Regions from separate parts of the Homo sapiens genome. Here region 2 is linked to region 1. A link is a loop called in an ENCODE intact Hi-C map of the cell type or tissue named here. Cell type or tissue: prostate gland. All regions are shown on one strand. Links, peaks and the distances in the headings refer to the core of each region. The heading gives the core; the rest is flanking DNA. Region 1 overlaps DLEU1 (deleted in lymphocytic leukemia 1). Region 2 overlaps DLEU1 (deleted in lymphocytic leukemia 1).

The links. Peaks named below come from ENCODE experiments on the same cell type or tissue, not always from the same donor. Only the 100,000 strongest peaks of a DNase experiment are listed, where the experiment ranks them.
Region 2: a loop joins it to region 1, with 2.1 times the contacts of the local background. A loop is called at or near these places in 4 of 110 quality-filtered maps.

Annotation. Positions count from the first base shown.
Region 1 is chr13:50,511,283-50,516,665 of GRCh38, reverse strand. All of the region lies in intron 5 of DLEU1 (deleted in lymphocytic leukemia 1), which reads right to left. Among named protein-coding and RNA genes, the nearest start is that of DLEU1-AS1, 13 kb to the left of the region's middle. In prostate gland, for the core only: no CTCF peak of the experiment used is centred there; DNase peaks (open chromatin) are centred at 3,255 and 3,925; H3K4me3 peaks cover 655 bases; H3K27ac peaks cover 1,449 bases.
Region 2 is chr13:50,355,097-50,360,479 of GRCh38, reverse strand. All of the region lies in intron 2 of DLEU1 (deleted in lymphocytic leukemia 1), which reads right to left. Among named protein-coding and RNA genes, the nearest start is that of DLEU1-AS1, 170 kb to the left of the region's middle. In prostate gland, for the core only: no CTCF peak of the experiment used is centred there; a DNase peak (open chromatin) is centred at 2,549; H3K27ac peaks cover 2,300 bases.

The DNA.
Region 1 (5,383 bases), core at 223-5,222:
AGCCTCCTGGCCTGATGTTTGCATAGTTGAGTTGAGGAGGCTGGTAGTTTTCGGCCCAAACATCAACACAGAGGTTTACTTTGCCCTTGTATTAGATTAAAATGCTGGAACATATTTATAAGCTAAATTTGTTGTTGTGTTGTTGGTCAGTCTTCTTTCAAAAAAAAAAAGAACTTATTCTATAATTACATTTAGCAGAAAGCCATTTCCTACTTTTTCCTAGTGTAGGTCTCATGCTTAACTGTTCTGACATCACCTGGCCCCTCTATGGCTTAGCAACAAAAACTTCACTGAAATGAAGAATGCAGTTATTTATGCTGGCTGCTCTGGCAGGAAAGAAATTCAAAACATAATTTTTTAAAGTTATAACTATGGCTTGCATATAAACATAAGCATGTGGCAAATATTTACGTAATTCATTAATGAGGTAACGAGCAGAATGATAAAACCAGTGCAAAGAGTATTTGAGAAACTAAATATATGCGGGCATCTGAGAATGAATGTTGGAATAAGATTGCTGGGTTAGACAGAACACTAGTTAATACTATACTTGGCAATAAAAGTATAACCTTTAAAGTCATCCTTTTTTTTTTTTACCAGACCAAAATCACTTGCATCACTACTGAATAAAATCCTACAAATTAGCATGTCATCTCATAGAGTCTGAGCCTTAATTAGTAACAAATAATATGTCAAATAAGATACATTCCCCTAGAGAATCAGGTCATCTTTGGGTAGGTCTTTTAGAAAATGCTCTTACAAGACCGTGAAAACTGAGGCTATTCTACTGCCTTATTTCAAGTTTGATACTCTGTCTTAACATTAGTAAAGGGATTTTGGGAGGGCAAAGATGCCTCATATCAACAGTTATTAACAATTGAGGTCATGGGACAAATAGTTATAGAAATATTAATAGAACAATATCACCCCTCAGATTATGTTGAATACTAAAATATAGAGTTGGATGTAGAAGCAACCAAGTATCCCTCAAGGAATGAATGAACAACATGTGGCCTATCCATACAATGGAATATTGTCCAGGCTTTCAAAGGAAGGAAATTCTGACACATGCTACAACATGGATGAATCTTGATGACATTATGCAAAGTGAAATAAACCAGTTACAAAAAGAAAAATACTGTATAATTCCACTTAAAAGTTATCTAGAGTGGTCAAATTCACAGAAACAGAACATAAAAAGGTAGTTGCCAGGGCTTGGGGAAGGGGAGAATGGAGAATTGTAGTTTAAGAGGTATATAGTTTTAGATTTGCAAGATGAAAAAGTTTTGGAGATTGGCTGCACAACAATATGAACATACTTAACACTACTGAACTGTACACTTAGAAATGGTTAAGATGGTAAATTTTATGTTATGTGTTTTTTACCACAAAAATTTAAAACATTTACAAAGTTGGTATCATCAGTTCAGATGCCAGTTATAAGGCAAGGGAATGATTCCCACCAGAGTAAGATCAAAGTATGCATGGCAAGGAACCATCTTTTTACTGTCTGAAGTACCAGTTTATGACTTAACTTACAATGGGACATGAAGGAAATGAATGCAAAGATGCCAACCTAGCTGTGGTGGACTTCAGCTCACATCATGGAAACCATGAAGCAATTTAGCAAAGTTGGCTGCCTAAGCAGCCAAGGGTCCTGTGGTGCCTGTTAAAATCCAGCAAAAGCAGGGATGAGGTGCATTGGCCAGGGCCCAGTGCGTAGCCCCACAGCTGCAAAATGCTATCTGGCCTTTGAATCAGCACTCAGTGCTCCCCTTACCACTCTTAACTCTTAACTGCAAGAGTTAAACGCTGGAAAAGCTCAATCTAATATTCACTAAACAAACACTGAGAACCAGCTTTCTAATCATCACGTCTGCATCTTTTCTCATTACCTCCAGACTTTTGTCATAGGCCCTTGAAAAACTGGGCCTCTTGAAAAAAATGCAAAGAAAATCTTCTTGTTGTCCAAGGGCAAAGTTCTCACCCTTTCCTGATGTGACTACCTTAAGTGGTCTATACACTCCAGCAGAAAGTGGGAAACCCTCACAAAAGAATCTTTACCACGTCCCTATGAAATATTTTTATTCCTTTATAAAGTTGATTAATCTTCACAATAGAGCAATTATGTCTCTTTTCTCTCTCCTTCCTTCCTCCCTTCCTCCCTTTCTTTTCTTTCTTTCTTTCCTTCTTTCTTTCTTCCTTTCTTTCTCTCTTTTCTTTCTTTCTTTCTTCCCTTTTCTTTCTTCCTTTTCTTTTTTCTTTCTTTCTCTTTCTTTCTCTCTTTCTTTCTTCTTTCTTGATCAATAGAAACTTTCTCTAATTTTTATGGTGAACCGACATGATGCCATGGAATGCAGATTTAGATGGAACATTAAGCCCAGTTGGATTTTAAAATCCTTTATGGAGTCAAGGAAAACTACGCCCACCTCCATTAGGTAATGTCCTTCGATGCCTTGCATTCCACCCACAGTCAGAGTATTTTACCATATGGTCATTAATTTTTCAGCATTATAAAAATTGAGAAAATTTATTTATTTTCAAAAAATGTTTAACACTAACACTTAACCCTACACTAAAAATAAAAAGCAACAATGTCTAGAAATATGTTTTGTTCCATCATAGCTTCCATTGTTAAAATGTAGAACAAGCTGTCAAAATTCAAACACCCCTTAGCGCCAAAAAAAAAATCATTCTGTTTGACTTAGGAGCCTCCTCTTGGTATGATTTGCTTCACCCTAACTGAATTTATTGAGGATTACAGAGGTTGTGCATTGAAGTGTCCCTTCCAAAACCCAAACAAATCTCTCACACAAAGAGGACAACAGTAAAAGAAGCATGCAATTTACCAGGGCAGGCTGCTTACTGTCTTTTTTTTCTGATTTGCTTTACTTGTTTTAGTTTATGTTTTCATAAATCCTGTTTTGTTTAGCAACAGGTGTAACCCAGCTGCACCCACCCTAAAGTTGCTGTCTTTCTATTTCAGACTGTCTCCTGACATGGAATGACTCCAGAAGGCTCAGCCAAGAAAATAATTATGACAAGCTCAGAGAAATCTATAAAATGTTTAAATAGCTAACTAGCATGTTAACTACTGGAGGAAGCAGGTAGAATTAAATGGAAATATTAACTTTGAGATTAAAAAAATAAGAAGACAGAAAGAAAGCAAGCCCCAGGAAAAGTAAGGGAAAGGAGCAGTGAGCCAGGAGCGAGAGGAGGCTGGCCTTGGAAGCAGCGACAGTCTGAAAATATAGGTGCTGTAAAATATTTACTTGTCCTAAGTGCTTTCTCCTCCCCTGCCTGGTTGTGCCAACTCACAACCTCTTGTAAACTCTTCCATTTTTTATGGTTTTCTAGGGGCAGATGCTTATCAGCTGAAAGGTGAACTGCAACTATTTCACAGAAAATAAACTCAGAGTATGTTTATGTGATTGTTACTCTAAGACAGCAAGAAAAAAAAAATGAATTCAGCACACGAGCCATTTTAAAAATCTTGATCCTCGCCAAACCCCAAACCAAATTTGTGTCTTACACTGTTCTCTTCAGCCCCCTTTCACGTTCCTCCCCACAAGAATATAATCATTTGGACAACCCTAAGAGTCGCAAGCTAAGTCACTATTGTCACAGCTTGGCTTGTCTGGCAGTTTGGACACTGCCCAGTGTCCCCTCCAGGGAGCAGAGGAATCCGTGTAAAGATTTTACTTAATCATTATTTTTAACCTTTGGGGGTTGCAGCTAATGATATGAAAAAAGCCTTCAAAACCACACAATATACTGGGGCATAAAAATGGCCTATATTTGAAAATAACTCCAAGTTTAGCTGTTTTGGAATAAAGCAAATGTTTAAAGTAGCCTGAAGTGAAACTTGAATGTTTCAATAGGCCCAGCTGCCTCTGAGGCTGGCGTGGGGCTCGGGGAGGAAGCGGTGGTTTCTCTTTGAAGCCTGGCTGCAACAAGTCCAGGAGCGGCCAAATTGCAGAGAGAAGCTGCCTCCCCAGCCTGCAGGTCCCCCCGAGAGCTGCTGAGACAGAGCCATCATCATCTCACTTCTTTCCTGAAGGCAGAAAAAGAGGAGGAAAACAAGAAACACAAAAGGAGGACTTGGAAGATTTAGGGCTCTGAGTGCAAACGTTTTTGTGGCAATTAAAGTTTAAAGAAACCAAGCTGGCCCGCAGCAGGAGGAACTATGTTGAACACCAAGCAAACTGAGGAGGAGAGAATTGGAGTTTTTATTTTCTGCTTTGATAAAACAAACAAATAAACAGACAGACAAAAAAACTGGGATCCAAGAAACGAAGGAGACAAGATGACCGAGTGGGAACATGTCTCCAATGGGTTGTTTCATTTTTTGTTTCCGGTAATGAACCACCAGCAAATCCGAAGTACCCTACACCCTACATTGTCCCCTCCTTGTCTTCTAAGTGACCTAGTAGCAAGCTTTTTTTTTTTTTTTCCAAATTCTGTGGTCTATAGTGTATGTCAGAAGAGAACCTCCTCCCCCATCCTCTTTTCTCAGCTGAAGACTGGCTCCCTATGTCACTAAGATTACAAAAGAGGAACTTCCAAGCACTCCCATGTCCATAAATACTCACCTTTGTTTGCAAACCTCACATTCTGCTTCCTCTCCTGTCACTCTGTATGAACAGTCCATAACCCTTCGGCCACCCTCCACCTATGCGCTGGAACCCAAATGCACTCACCTACTCCAGGACATCATTTGTCCCCTGTCTCTTCTGCTGCATCATCAACTTCTACTTTTGACTATATTATTCCCACATACAAACATGCTGCAATTCTCCCATTTCAGGGGAAAAAAGTTTCTCTTTACCCCACTTCACCACCAGCTACCATCCCATCTTCTGGTCCCCTTTATGATAAAACTATGAAAAGCATAATTTATATCAGTGCTGTCCAGTAGCCATATAATGTGAGCCACATCTGTCATTTTAATTTTTCTAGTAGCCACATGAAAAAAATTTAAAAAGAAACAAATGAAATTAATTTTAATAATAAATTTTTGGAGTTATTTTCAGATATAGGCCATTTTTATGCCCCAGTTCTGTACAGCCCCAATTTCTCCTCCTTCCATCCTCTTTTGAACCCATGTCTCAGGGTTTTGCCTTCACCACTCAACTGACACTGCTCTTATCAAAGTCTCCAATAATTTGCTCTATCTAGAGGTCAATTCTCAGCCTATCACTTGCTTGACCTGTCACACTGTATTAGTCAATGTTCTCTAAAGGGACAGAACTAATTGGACAGATGAATGTATGAAGGGGAGTTTGTTAGGAGAACTGACTCACATGATCACAAGGTTAAGTCTCACAATAGGCCATCTGCAAGCTAAGAAGCCAGGAAGCCAGTCTGAGTCCCAAAACCTCAA
Region 2 (5,383 bases), core at 213-5,212, 160 kb after region 1:
CAGAGCTAGAGTCTCAGGACAAACGAGAAACACCTTGTGTGGAGTAGGCTCCTAGCTCAGGGTCACACGGCAGTGGTGGCAGGGCTGGGATGAAAGATCTGCTGATAAGAGTGTTCCCATCACATGCTTTGGTGGATGCACACATGCAGATCAGCATTTGGGGGCAGCCTTCCTCTCCCCTACACCTCCAGCACGTCCCAAGGCTGCATCGGGTGTGATGGCGCAGCTGGCTCTGACCCTGGCATGAGCCTAATCTAAGCAGAAGATGTCAGGAAGGAGGTACGGAGTGGCATGCTTTCCCTATTTGGTGCCTTCAAGGCTGTGCTGCCCTTGGGCTGGGCTGGCGAATGGAGAAAGCTGGTGAGACAGTGGATACGATGAAGTCAACCTGTGATCTTAAACTGGAGGGGAAATACTCCTTGTTTATGGCTTAGAGATCCCACCCCGAGGAAGAGTGCTCAGCAAACTGAGGGCAAGGCACACTCATCAAAGAACCCACTAGTTCGCAGAATCAGTCAAGCAAAGCGATTGATGCCGTCATCAAAGGAGTGATGTTATACGCAAATTACCTAGCTTGCTACAGACACTGGCAGCTTTTCCTTGCCTCTCCAACTGCAAAAGCAAATCGCACTCTACCTCCAGAAATGAAAAGAAGCACTCCCTCTCCAGGTACAACCCCAGTAAGGCACATGGGAAAAATATAAGTCTCATCCAGTGCTCAGCTCTTTCCAAAAGTCAGACACCCCTCACGTCTTCTATCCCATGTGTGGCTATGGCCCACTGTCCACAGGAGGCATTTCTCTGCTAGAAAGGTAGAGCTCTTCCAGTCTTCCCAGTCAAACAAGAAGGCTCAGCCTTTGTGGTCCTCAAGTAGCTTGCAGGGAGCAAGAAGTCGGGAAGTGGGAAATTCCAATTCCTCTGGAGTAAGGAGATGCTGTTTCTTTACTGGGGAAAGAGAGTAAGCAGGTGCATATATAACAGCCATGCTGTTAGAAGAGAAGATGTAGGATTTGAGCACATGAGAATGTTTTATTAATTTTGTATTTTAATTAGATTTTTGGGTTTTTTTTTTCTCTAGTCTGTCTTCTGTGTTTTTTTTTTCTTTTTTTTTCCTGCATGAACCAAGAAAGAGAATGGCATTGAGAAGGTATAAAAGGGTTCTTTAATACTTCCACCTCCTTGGATATACAGCAGGAGAAAGAAAGTTGGATTACTTTATACTGGGCCTTTAAAAAAAAGTCTGGTACCTTTGTATATCATGAGCTGATGTGAATGGTAATGGCGCCAGCCTCCTGGACTAAGATTCCACCAGTTTCCCCTGTGATGCAGGCCATCCCCCACCCGCACCCCAGCTGAAACAGAACTGAAACTCAGAAAACCTAGCTATCCCTGCATTAAAAAATATATTTGCAAGCATCCAGGGATTTTATTTCCGTCCTCAAAAAATTGAGAGCCTCAACATTTATTTTGTGCAGAGGCAGAGAAAGTACCCCCATAGTCTGTGGGCTGACCCCAAAACTGAGTGTCTGTGGCTATGACTATTTGATAACTGGGCTGCTACACTTGTAAGGTTTCATTTCTTTATTTCCTTCAAAATGAAACAAAGATAAACAGTGAGAGTAGTATTTTATTGTTTGAACACCAGTTTCTCCCCTTAACAATCCTGTGTTAGTATGCTATTTTCTTGATGTGATTTTAAACCTCAGTGTGTACCCGGCCAGTTCTGTATTCCAGAAGCTACTGTCTACTGCCAAGAGCTATTAATCAAAATAAATGGGTGCTTGGGATCCTGGAAGTGGTGTGGGGACTCTGCTTCTCTGTAGACAGACTACCCTCTTCTGCCCCAGAGTGGGGGCAGCAGGAGGATGATAGTGGTCAGGGAGGCACTGTGGCATTCTGAATCCCTGGTGACACAAGAGGGTGTCAACACAGCCTGTGGATAACAGGAGAAGGGCCTAAAATGTACTTACACCACCCTAAGACTGGACAAACTCTGGGGATACTTCCAGTTCATCTCCCACAATTTCTAGAGGCATCTGCATGCCTGTCAGCTTGGGCCAAGTGCACAGAACACCATCTTTGTCAAAGCTAATTCCTGGCACCTACCCAATAAGCCCAGGCTGCTTTCATTTCTACTCTGTATTCTTTTATGACATTTGAAAGACAAAGAAAAGAAAGTGGTCTTAGAAGGTAAAAAGGTTACTTGAGTTCACAGACTTGATATTTTAGGAAGAGGCTAAACTAAATTATTCCAAAGTCTTACATTTAATTTGTGCCATCAGTGACCAAACATTTTCAAGAGTTAGTGGGTATAAAGGACTGAAAAGGATGATAAAGTTACTATCAACATTCAGGCCACAGAAAGGCAGAGGAGGGAGAGAACAGTTAGAAACATATTAAACCAAAATCTAGTCCAGCCATCCCTCTAGCCCTTTTATTTTGTACCTGGGGTAGGGGGTGGGGAGAGTTGATGTTAGCTTTTGGGTTTTTGCTTGCAGCAAGCATATTTCATTTTGAGCCGGTTGTGCCAGTTAGTGACATAATGTCCACATGGTAATATGATACGGTAAGCACAAATGCAGTGCACAAACCAGACTGTGGCCTGGGAAAGACAAGCTCTGTCCATATATCAACGGGAATGGCTCGGAACTCAGGGAGTGAGTATTTTGAAGCAATCGCACATGAATTCACCTTCAGGAGATTAGAGGCTGATGTCACCAGGAGAGTGAAGTCATCAGAAATGACCTAAACTGATGGGACCTTGCCAGAACAAAGCTGCGCTGTGCAGACACACAGCTTAACTCCTTCTGGGTTGAAGATTTCTCCAAGGCTGCTTTTTTTTTTTTTTTGTGAACACGAAGAGTTTCTAACAGACGACAACAAAGCCGATATGACTCCCACACTCCTAGGCATCAGCTGGTGTTACTTGATGAAAGAGGCCCAAAAATAAGTAAGTTCCACTAACCAGATGTCCTAAGCCCTCACCTTTTCATCCAAGAGTTCTACCCTGTCTCTATAGATTCTCAGGGGAATAGCACTAGTAGGCCTTTCATAACAGCAATTGAATTGAAGTGAATGGAATTAAGCTAGCAATGGCAGATCCCCCAGAATGGCAACAGTTGGGCCCACAGAATGGTGGTGGAACAGCACTACAGAAGACAGCCCATTTGAAAAGTGGCTGGTTGCCTGAGTCTGCCTGTGATTCTCAGTGGAACACTCCATGTGCCAGGAAGCAGTAAGATGCTGGCTGTCTCTCACCTAGTCAAGCTGCTTAGCAGTGAAGAACCATCCTCTTCTCCTTGTTACCATAATTCCTGAGAGCCATTACCACTTGCTTATTTCATCCTCTCTAATGTCAACCCTTGGCTACTACAGATGCCATAAGGTCAGTCACACCTTGCTTAGGCCAAGGAATACAACATAACTTTAAAAGTTAATCATGCATGGAAAATACCTTCAGATTCATGTGTCCCCTTATGGGCAGTGGCTGCATTAACATTGCATCATAAAAACAAGCTAGATAAGATCATACTAGAGGTGGTCTTAGGGGCAGGGGGCTGGACCCGGCCTCTCTTCTGGGATGAACCTAGCATCTGGTGTGTAGAATCCGTAGTCAAGTGGGATAATGTAAATAAAAGCACCTTCCAAGCTGCAAAGTATTCACTGAAGAATATTTTGATTTCATGATGGTCCTCCACAAAGCAAGGATAAAGGACCAACAACAATAGGTATGACCTTAATATAGGCCAAATGGGAAGATGGCTGCCGACATGAGGTAGTGGGAGGTACACAGAAGAGGTCTCCTGCCCCTAAACCTTCCTCCTGATGCCTGTTGTGTACCTACAAATCCACCTCTAACAACTTGCTTGAGGTCAGTGCTTTTCAAATTGTTCTCATCACAACCTTTACAGTACTGTTCAGTACTCTCTCATACACGTACAATTGAAATAAAAGTTTTTGCAGAAGCAATACTTTCCCTACTGCCTAAGATGTGCTCTGACACTTCCTAATATATTTCATATGACTTCATTTTTTACTACTGGCTTGACCCATTAATTTAACAACTACTAATGGGTCAAGATTCACAATTTGAAAAACACTGAGAGTTAATTCCACATAGGAACAGAGCAGAAAAAAATATAAATTAGGGTTTTCACCGTAGGGAATCGAGTCCTGAGAGGGGAAAAACCCACGATGCTTTAAGGCTAGAAAGCAGAAGGCTGGAGAGAGCAAAAATCAGCTTCTACTACTTCATGAATCACTTTGGGCCGCCACTGGAGACCCTCATCAGAGTGTACCCATCTTCTCACTACATAACTCCTCCTCTATTCATCCACTCCCAAACTCATACACAATCACAGAAAGATAATCCATCCCCGCCCCTCTGCCCAGATAGAATCTAACAGAAATCAGTGTGCATTCTTACACTGAGACCAGAGAACCAAAGAGCAAAGGGACAATGACCAATAAGTGAACTGAAACCATCATGAATACTGAGACTGAAGTGTGCTTTTGCGGGATAGGAATCAAACCACATTGAGGTGAGTGCACTCTTGCATCTACTTACACATGAAATGGGAAAATTAGCTCCACTTTATCACATTAAAGTATCTACGTCAGGTTTGGAAGCTATGGTTGGCTTTCAGTGCCACTGAAGCACCACGAGATTTAGGCTGACTTGGGCTACCCTATCTTGGGCTACATGATGAACTACTGTGACCAAACCCATCCAGACACTGGGTGGATTTTTTTAAATATAGTAAATATTTACTGAGCTCTTACTAAGCTGTGCACTATAAAAAAATCTGTCAAGCTTTTTACTTGATTGTATAGTCCAAGCATTTGATTGAACTCACAGAATTCAGAGTTACGGTTATGCTTATTATCACAACCCTGAACTTGAATGGCCTTCAGACCTTGGCACATTTTGTGGGTTTTTAAAATACTGTTCAGCTTGCCACTATCAATCCTTTGGATATACTTTTCTAAAACGTCAATAACTTTCAAATGCTCAGATTAATTCTGGAATAAATACATTCTCTGCTGAGGGAGGTAATTTACTTAAAAGGGAGAAATAAAAGTGGTCAATTTCACTTTCTGTTTCCATTGAGACTAATTTTCTGTGCACCTGCCTTCAGGATTTAGAATGAGTGAGAAATTTACCTGTATTTTTAATGAAAATTCATGTTGTTTCCTTTTTTGAAAGTAACACACCAAAAGAGATAGCATGCTAGTGTGGGCCTGTTCCTAATATTTGTAAGATGCAGGCAAGAACACACGCAGGGACCAGGACTGGGCAGCCCTGTGGTTTCTTACCGAGGTCGAGGAACACTGATTACATGCATGTGAACACTTCAGCCAGTATATGCAAGGTCTGTCTTCT